Linked DNA regions of Homo sapiens: region 1 is linked to region 2. A link is a loop called in an ENCODE intact Hi-C map of the cell type or tissue named here. Cell type or tissue: IMR-90. All regions are shown on one strand. Each heading gives the region's core, and the rest is flanking DNA. Links, peaks and the distances in the headings are about the cores only.

Region 1 (4,384 bases), core at 278-4,277, 350 kb before region 2:
TTGAACACCTCCGTCTTTCACGCAGTGGTTCTCAAACTTCACTGGGGCAAGTAGCTTTAAAGTCAGGGGGTCTTTGGCCGGGTGCCATGGCTCAAACCTGTAATCCCAGAACTTTGGGAGGCCGAGGCAGGAGGATCATCTGAGCCAAGGAGTTCCAAACCAACCTGGGCAACGTAGTGAGAACTGGTTTCAACAAAATATTAAAAAAATAAGCCAGGTGTGGTGGGGCCTGCCTATGGTCCCAGCTATTCTGGAGGCTGAGTCCGGAGGAGCACTTGAGCCCAAGAGGTTGAGGCTGCAGTGAGCTGTGGTTGTACCACTGCACTCCAGTCCGGATGACAGAGTGAAACCCTGTCTCAAAAAAAAAGAGAGAAAGTCAGGGTATCCTTGGAAGCAAAATGCTCCCCCAGCTCCAGCCAGAGTCGTCTGCCGTTTCTCAATTTATGTGTTGAGTCCATCTATGTTTTGCTTTGCTTTTTTTTTGAAAAGGGGTCCCAGGGTTGCTTAAAAAAATTCAAAAGTCACCATTGGCCGGGCTCAGTGGCTCATGCCCATAATCCCAGCACTTTGGGAGGCCAAGGTGGGTGGATCACCTGAGGTCAGGAGTTCGAGACTAGCCTGGCCAACATGGTGAAACCCCGTCTCTACTAAAAATACAAAAAATTAACTGGGCGTAGTGGCACGTGCCTGTAATCCCAGCTACTCGGGAGGCTGAGGCAGGAGAATCGCTTGAACCCGGGAGGTGGAGGTTGCAGTGAGTCGAGATCACGCCACTGCACTCCAGCCTGGGCGACAAGAATGAAACTGTCTTAAAAAAAAAAAAAAGAAAGAAAAAGTCACCATCATAGATCGTCTACATCCACTGCCTTCACCCTACTTCTCTAAGCCAAACAAAACCAAAAACCAAAAATCTCTCTCAAAACTGAACAGGGCACAGCTTCTGAAGAGTCATCCTGAAGATCCTTCTTAAGTAAACCTGGCCTTCTGCAAAATTCCACACAGGTCATAGGACGCAGGATTCCAACGTGCACCCTCCCCCAGCCCCCAGGCCGCCTCAGCTCCCGGGGATCTGACTTTGAGAACCACTACTCCAAAGACCAAAGCATCTTGCCTGAGGGACACAAGCAGTAGAGGAATCTCTGCTTTTTCTGTAGAGCAGAATAGCACAGGAAGGGGACAGAGTGGCCCAGGCTTTCCCTAAATAACCTAGTGCAGACAAGCACGTGCATCCTGACCTCTACCCAGCCCATCTGGGTGCTCAGGGACCAGCACATGCACCACGGGCCCTGATTGGACACTGCCTGGGAGGTGGCTGCCCACGGCCCACTCGGCTGGAGAACACCAAAGAAGGGGGCTCATACTTCCTCACCCTTCTTCCCCGCTGGCAAAGCTAAGAAAATCTGTGTACAGACACCCCCAGCTCTCCCATCCCCGATAGGAAGAGCCCGGAAGGATCAGACTGGGCTTCCTCTTGGTATAGGTTGGTGTGACCGTGTTTCTGACCCCCCTGCTGTTGTTGTTTTGTTTTGTTTTGTTTTGTTTTGTTTTTGAGAAGGAATTTCACTCTTTTTGCCCAGGCTGGAGTGCAATGGCGCCATCTCGGCTCACTGAAACCTCCGCCTCCCAGGTTCAAGCGATTCTCCTGCCTCAGCCTGCCGAGTAGCTGGGGTTACAGACACACCCTGCTGCATCCAGCTAATTTTTGTATTTTTAGTAGAGACGGGGTTTCACCATGTTTCCCAGGCTGGTCTTGACCTCCTGGCCTCCAGTGATCCGCCCACCTCAGCCTCCCAAAGTGCTGGGATTTCGGGCATGAGCCACCACACCCGGCCCTGACCTCCTAATCTTATCAGTGACTCTGAGCTCAATGGCACCTTCGGAGTGCCCACCACACCCCCCACCCCACCCCATGAAGGCCAGTTGGGCATCTTCCCCGTGCCCCCTGACCCTGGGCTTAAGAAAGCGATGCAAAGGGACAGGGAGGAGGCCAGGATCAGGGTGCGGGGGGACGGTCAGAGCTGTCTTCTGGTCCTGGCTCCTTGAGACCTGACTCTCTGGGGCTCAGTTTCCTTACGTGTAAATGGCTGAGAGGGGGTGGCCTCGAGGCACTCCCAGTCCTAGGACCTGGGAGATTTGGTCCTCGGGACACTTAGAGGCGCCCTGGAGCCCTTAATGTCTTGCAGAAGCCAGGAGGTGGGAGGAGGGTCCCCTCTTTTCCCGAGGTCCTGGCCTGTCAGACAGGCCCTGGGCTGGGTGCAGACCCACACCCCAGCCTCCTGGGTGTCCTGGCGAGTGGGACATTAGCAGGCCTGACTCCTTCTGTCCTTTCTGGGCCTGCAGTTCAGCAGCTCGCCACACGAGGGCGGCCCAGGAACAGGAACGCAATGGCAGCCTGGCAGCCTGGCAGCCCAGCAGAGGGAGCGGCCAGCCTTGCTTTTCCAGAAGCCCTCAATGCTTCCAGTTACCCACAACCAAAAGCTGCTGAAATTCAGCTTGATTTGGAAAATGCGCATAAGCCACCCAGCTAGGCCCTTTGGGGCCCCACCTGGCCACACAGTGAGGCCTCAGAGGTTGTGAAGGGCCCCTTCCTCCTTGCTGTCCTCTCCTACCCAGGCCACTGTCTCCACACCACAGCAGGGGTGCCCCCATCCTGGGTTCTACAGGAGAGAGCACCTTCTCTCTTGACACTTCTCTCCCTTTGTCTGGCCCTCGTCCTGTCCCCTCCCTGCCAGCCTGTCTGTGCACTGACTGCATCAGGAGTCCAATCTGGCCAGGTTCTGCCAAGCTCAGGGAGGGCTCTACAGGCAGGCTCGTCGGCCTGGGCCCTACTTCCCAGTCTGCAAAATGGGGTTTGGCTAAACGGTTACTCAGCACCCCCACCCAGCTCTAAACCTCAATGCATCTACCTAGCAGGAATGCGATGGCCGGGGCCATCCTGCTGTCTCTTCTCTGAGTGGCCCTCCCTCCCACAGGCTGCTCCCATTTCTCCTATCTCTGTCCACCCCTTCACCTCCAGCTGCAGCTGGTCACCAACACACACACACACACACACACACACACACACACACACACACACCCACCACACACCCCAGAGGCGTCCCCCTATGCCCCAGCATCTGCCCTGGCTGCATCAGACATGGGCCCTTTATCTCAGGACTCAGAGACCTCAGATGGCATTTCGTGCCCCCTCCCCACCCCCAAAACCCTCCTGCGTCATCTCCCACCACTGACACTCCTGCTGCAGCAGCAGAAGAGCCTGCAATTACAGCCTCAGGCACGCGCGTCACCACCAGTTCAGCGCAGCCAGGCGGGCTGTTGCCATGGGAACCATCCCTTGAATGGATGGATGCTGAGCTGTCCTGCGGCGGTTTCCATGGAGAAGGTCCTGATGTTCTCCAGTAATTTCTGCAGTTCTTTGTTCCCGGCAGCAGCCCCAGCCTCATGCTAGCAGCTGTTGATTGCGGTTATTATTTTTTCCCTTTTTCTCACATGGTAACTGTCTGTGGCCTTTTGAAGTCACTGCTCTTCCACTTCCCAGGATCCTGGGGGATGGTGCCCTGAGCTGGCCTTCTGGTGCTTCCAGACATCCCAAAGTCAGGCTCCACCTGTCCGCCGGCACTCTTCTCAGCCAGGCACCCACTCCCCCCAATGCCCCGCCACTTCCACGGAGCTGCAAATATCCCTGGGCATCAGAACAAGGGATGCTGTGGTCAGAAGGGCCCCTAGCAAGGAGATGCCACCCAGAGAGGCTGGGCCACTTGCCTGAGGACACACAGCTACTGAGGCGCAGGAGCAGGCCTCCTGCTTTTGTTTCTCGGTCCTGAGCTCTCTCTGCTGCCGTAGCAGTAAAGTGACCTCCCAGGCCAGAGCCAGGCTCATGCAAGAGCAGGGGTGGAATATGCTTTCCAGCCTGGGAGAGCCCCTTCCGTGGAAGAAGTCTCTTTTCCTGGCTGGGCAATGGGAGGAGCTACTTCCACCTCATCCCTGGAAACACTCACTCCTGCTGCAGATGCCCTGGGCCAGGCCTGGGTTCCAGGAACATTGTGGGGCGCCTAGGGCAGGCTCCTTGTAGAGGCCGGGGCTTCCTCCAGGGCAGGGGTGGGCCAGGGCCCAGGAGAGGCCAAGCAAGAATGAGTGACTGACCAGTAGGGAGCATCTGGTTGGCACGGAGTTGGGGGGTAGGGAATCACTTCTCTGGCCTGGAGCAGTGGGGAAGGTGGGCTCACAGCAGCTCCTCACCCCCACCTCCCAGGCTCCAGCCTGCCTGGCGGCCTTCTCCAGCCTGGACACTAGGTGGTGCTCTCCGCCCTGACCTAGCAGCTCTCCGCCCCACTGCAGGGAAAGGTGTTTACTGGTTTGGGGGTGGGGTGGATGGCGCCTCTGG
Region 2 (4,384 bases), core at 246-4,245:
GGGGGCGGGGGGGGGGGGGGCGCGGAGTAAATAAATCCATTTTACCAACCTCAAGCTAAAAAGAAACAAACTCTTCCCAAGTGATGTTTAATGCCAATTTTTCACATTTTATCTGTCTTACAACTCATTAGAGGAAAACAATTGCAAAAATGTACCTATGTGGGGAAATCAGTATCTAAAAAGTACAAGATGGGATTATGTTATGGAATCCAAGAATAGGAAAGCGAATGTGAATCCAGACAGCATGGTTTAGACGGGGACCCAAATAACCTTCAGCATAACTTCTCCAAACTTCATCAACTATTTTTAGCTTTTTTAGTGGGTCTAAAATGCAGTTAAATACCAAATTTCAGATGTGAACCACCTTTTCCTGTTAACTTGATTCTTTTCTAAATTCAACGAAAAAAGAAGCCCTAAAATCATTTGCTTCTTGAGGTTATCCTTTTATTAATCCACTTGTATAGCTTCAACTCATAGACAGCTCCTGAATCAATGACTCCAGCCTGGCTCAAGCTTCAACTTTGCATTTCCTATTGTCTGGTGATTATCTTTCCACTTGGATGGCCCTCTGGCATCTCAAACTCTACAAACCAAACTCCTCCTTTCACTTCATACTCCATTCCCCACTCCCCAAACCAGTTCAGGGTCTAAGAGGATCACACTTCTCAAGGCACCATTTTTAACCTGAGGCCATGTACATTCAATTGCCAAGTTCCACAGACTACTTTTACATGGTTTCTCAAATCTTACCCTTCCATTGACAGGCATCATTCTTCCTGGGGTCTGGCAATATGCAACCTATTCTACAACACTAGTACCAAGTCAATATTCCTTAACAACAGCTCAAGCTAAGATTTGCTGCTGCTCAAAAAACCTTCAAAGGCTCCTAAATAAAACCTCCTCAGCCTGGCAATTTAGGGCCTCCACAATATAAACCTAATCTATATTTTCAAGCGCGCTTCTATTTTCCCCAAATCTCTGTTACAATTCGATTCATCCTTTAAGGTCAGCTCTACCCTGCCTTCTCCATGAAGCCGCTCCCTTTCATGAAACACTGGAGCAGCGGTGCTCTGTTCTTGTGTTATTTTGTGCTGGGCCCCAATTCCCCTTCCACTCTTCAAATCATCTAGGACAGAACTGATGTCTGATTTATGCTTTCCCCCTGTAGATCTTGGCATCATTCATGTCTATTATTTATTAAATGGATACTGAGAAAATATCCATCTCATTTTTAAAAAGTAATGACATGAAAGATTCACATACACTGTGAGTCAGTGAAGAGCTCAGGGGAGAAGCAGATTTATAAAGGATAAAGTTAATGCGTGCTGGAGTGAGGCGACTGCCCAATAATAATGTAACAACCTTAGGATATGTAACAGGAAGGAATTTTTATGAAATTCATTTCCAGAATTCAAAGAAGACAGTTTGTAGACTGAGTAAAAATTATAAGCTTCAGTGGTTAACAGTGTAGCTTTCTAAACTGGTTTCTGTTACAGTATATTTACTTGAAGCAATTGGGGGGGTACTTTCTTAAAACAGTGTTTTGCCTTCTCTTAAAACACTATTCCTTCTAGACTGTGTTTTTGCTGCTGAATTTAAGGTGACTTTCATTTTTCTAAAAAAGTTACACCAAAAGCACACTGCACCTTCTTCATTAAGGTGAAATCATATGCCTTTAGCTTGAGGACAGTCTCTTTGAAACTGCTTAAAAAAAAAAAAAAAAGAAAAATGCAGGCTACCTTAAGGCAGTAACCTAGATATGCTTACCTGGCCACCAGATCTCATTAATAAATCTCAGAAGCCATCCATGGGAGGAGGAGGGGCACATTTTTGTCATACAACTCATCCAGTTCTGCCCAGTGCTTCCTTATTTAAGAGTGTGATGTAATTTCCTCCTTTCAATCTGGTTCTAGAACCTGATTTCTGTTTATTCAGGGTGATAAATGGTCTTTTCAGTTCCATTTAAGAATCACCTACATTAAGTACTTCCATAACCAAGGAAGATAATAAGGTAACTACATTTAAAGGCAAAATTTATAAAAGGAAACTGATTTAGGAATATGACAAACTCCATGATTTTAGATCCTCCCCAAATATACCAATCTCTGCATGTTTATTTTTTAAAATGTCTAAAATAATCACCTGTGAGGAAATTAAAACAAACAAACAAACAAAAAAACACCAATTTTTTTTTTTTTTTTTTGAGACGGAGTCTTACTCTTGTCACCCAGGCTGGAGTGCAATGGTGCACAGCACAATCTCCACCTCCCAGGTTCAAGCGATTGTCCTGCCTCAGCCTCCCGAGTAGCTGGGATTACAGGCATGCACCAACTCGCCAGGCTAATTTTTGTATTTTTAGTAGAGATGGGGTTTCTCCACATTGGTCAGGCTGGTCTCAAACTCCTGACCTCAGGTGATCCTCCTGCCTCGGCCTCCCAAAGTGCTGAGATTACAGGCGTGAGATACCACGCCCGGCCCAGATTTCATTTTAATAGCCTATGATTTAGGTAGGGGTAGGAAAAGAAAGAGGGAGGCAAGTTAAGAAAACTTCCTTAGTTGTACTCTCTACCATGGTAAGCATAAGTAGCCTTTAAATTAAAAACATAGATTACTTTTAAAATAATGCCATGTTTTAATGTAATTAAAATACTCCTGCATGAATTCAAGAAAAGCTTGATGGCTTCAGTAAACATTAAAATATAGTTCAGTGTGGCAAAGATGAACATTTGTGTCTGTGTTTGCAGCTCCATTCCTCAGAGGCTCTTAAACATGTCCAGAACATAATGGACCATTTGTAGGTGGTGAAATAGAGGCAACAGAGAAAATAATTTATCTTCAAACTGTCAAATAAAAAATAAATGACGTAATTTATTCAATAATTCAGAATGCTTTCTAGCTAAGTATTTTAAAAAATGGTAAACTAACAAAAAACCCATTCCCTCAACTACCATAATCCAGTCTTTCAACTCACTTAAGCCTCCCACACAATTTTAGTGTGACAGCAGAAAAGTAGGATAGCAGGAATACATTCTTTTGTCCTTTGTATTTCTCCTACAGAGTAGCACAATCAGTAACTATATATACACACAGAGGGGAGAAAAATATTATTTCTTTTTGACATATAACAATAGATTATTTCTTACTATAAAAGTGAATTCTAATCTAAAGACAACGAGCACAATGGTCTAATGATGGGACGCAAGTCTTTAAAACTTCAAATTTATTTAACAAGCATTTAAGTTACCCGATGGGTAACTCTAGATTGTTACAATTAATATAAAACCATTAATGATAACTAACATTCACTGGACATACAACTGCCAGGCAAGCATGGTTCTAAGTGCTTTATGTGTATGAACTCATTTAATCCTCTCTACAATGCCATAAGGTGGGCTACTATTATTACTCTCACTTACTTGAGGCACAGAGTTAAAGAACTTGCTCAAGGTCAAAACTGGTGAGCAATGGGGCCAGGACTTCAACTAGACAGCCCGGCCTCAGTGTCCAGGCCCTTCACCAACACACCACACTGCCTCTTCCTGTCCCTACGGCTTTTTAAACTGGCGAAGTAGGATCCGACTGACTATACTGCTCAACTTGTAAGGGTAGCACAGATCCTTTTTTATGGATTTACTGGTAATAGTTTTTCTTGGGTAACCTGTAGCCTATGAAAGTTCCTGTTTCACTTCAACTCCCTCAAATTCTCCTATTAAAAGTTATTAATTGTAGATCTGGCCTATGTATCCTCTAAAATGGGTGGGTTAAGGCATCAATTTGACATTCTATTACCACTTCAAACAACTATTTTGAAGCCCTCAGTCTTTAACGATCCACGGATGCCCCACCACAACAGAACTCTTTACAACATGGTTATTTCATATAACACAAGTCTGTTTTTACTCGTAATAAGCGGTTACTACATATACCCAACGGGCCTCCTTTTAACATGCTTTCACAGCATGGATCCCAATGATGGCATTATAATCACACTGTATTGTAAAATCCGGAATTTAACAATAGCATACCTTATATTTGTAAAGCACTCAACAAGTTACAAAGCACCTTCTTACACATTATCTCACTTGATCCCCACAACATCCCTGTAAGAAGAGGCAGGGATTAGAATCTCCATTTTGCAGATGAGGAAACAAAGTGAGGTTAAATATCTTGCTATAAGCAAAAGGGCGATCATGGCTCTTCTGTACTATAATCCAGCATTTTCCCCACACTTTCACTACCTCTCCACTCTATAGTATCTTCATTTTAGGCAACAACCTCATTTCTCCTTGTAACATTCTTGTTTATAAATGGAGAAACTGAAGCAAAAGGCTGTTAAGTTAAATGCTCAAGACCTAAGTGCTAGTCAATAGCAGAGGCAGGAACA

The links. Hi-C counts contacts between places; a loop is a spot of excess contacts. Peaks named below come from ENCODE experiments on the same cell type or tissue, not always from the same donor. Only the 100,000 strongest peaks of a DNase experiment are listed, where the experiment ranks them.
Region 1: it touches region 2 in a loop (16-fold over the local background); 2 of 110 quality-filtered maps call a loop at or near these places.

Annotation. Positions count from the first base shown.
Region 1 is chr1:7,665,357-7,669,740 of GRCh38, forward strand. The region is part of intron 9 of CAMTA1 (calmodulin binding transcription activator 1); the gene reads left to right. Among named protein-coding and RNA genes, the nearest start is that of VAMP3, 100 kb to the right of the region's middle. RefSeq lists enhancers at 2,465-2,654, 3,823-4,384. In IMR-90, for the core only: a CTCF peak has its summit at 2,372 (motif pointing right); DNase peaks (open chromatin) are centred at 2,395 and 3,315.
Region 2 is chr1:8,018,368-8,022,751 of GRCh38, forward strand. The region is part of intron 1 of ERRFI1 (ERBB receptor feedback inhibitor 1); the gene reads right to left. Among named protein-coding and RNA genes, the nearest start is that of ERRFI1, 5.7 kb to the right of the region's middle. In IMR-90, for the core only: no CTCF peak of the experiment used is centred there; a DNase peak (open chromatin) is centred at 1,924; H3K4me3 peaks cover 737 bases.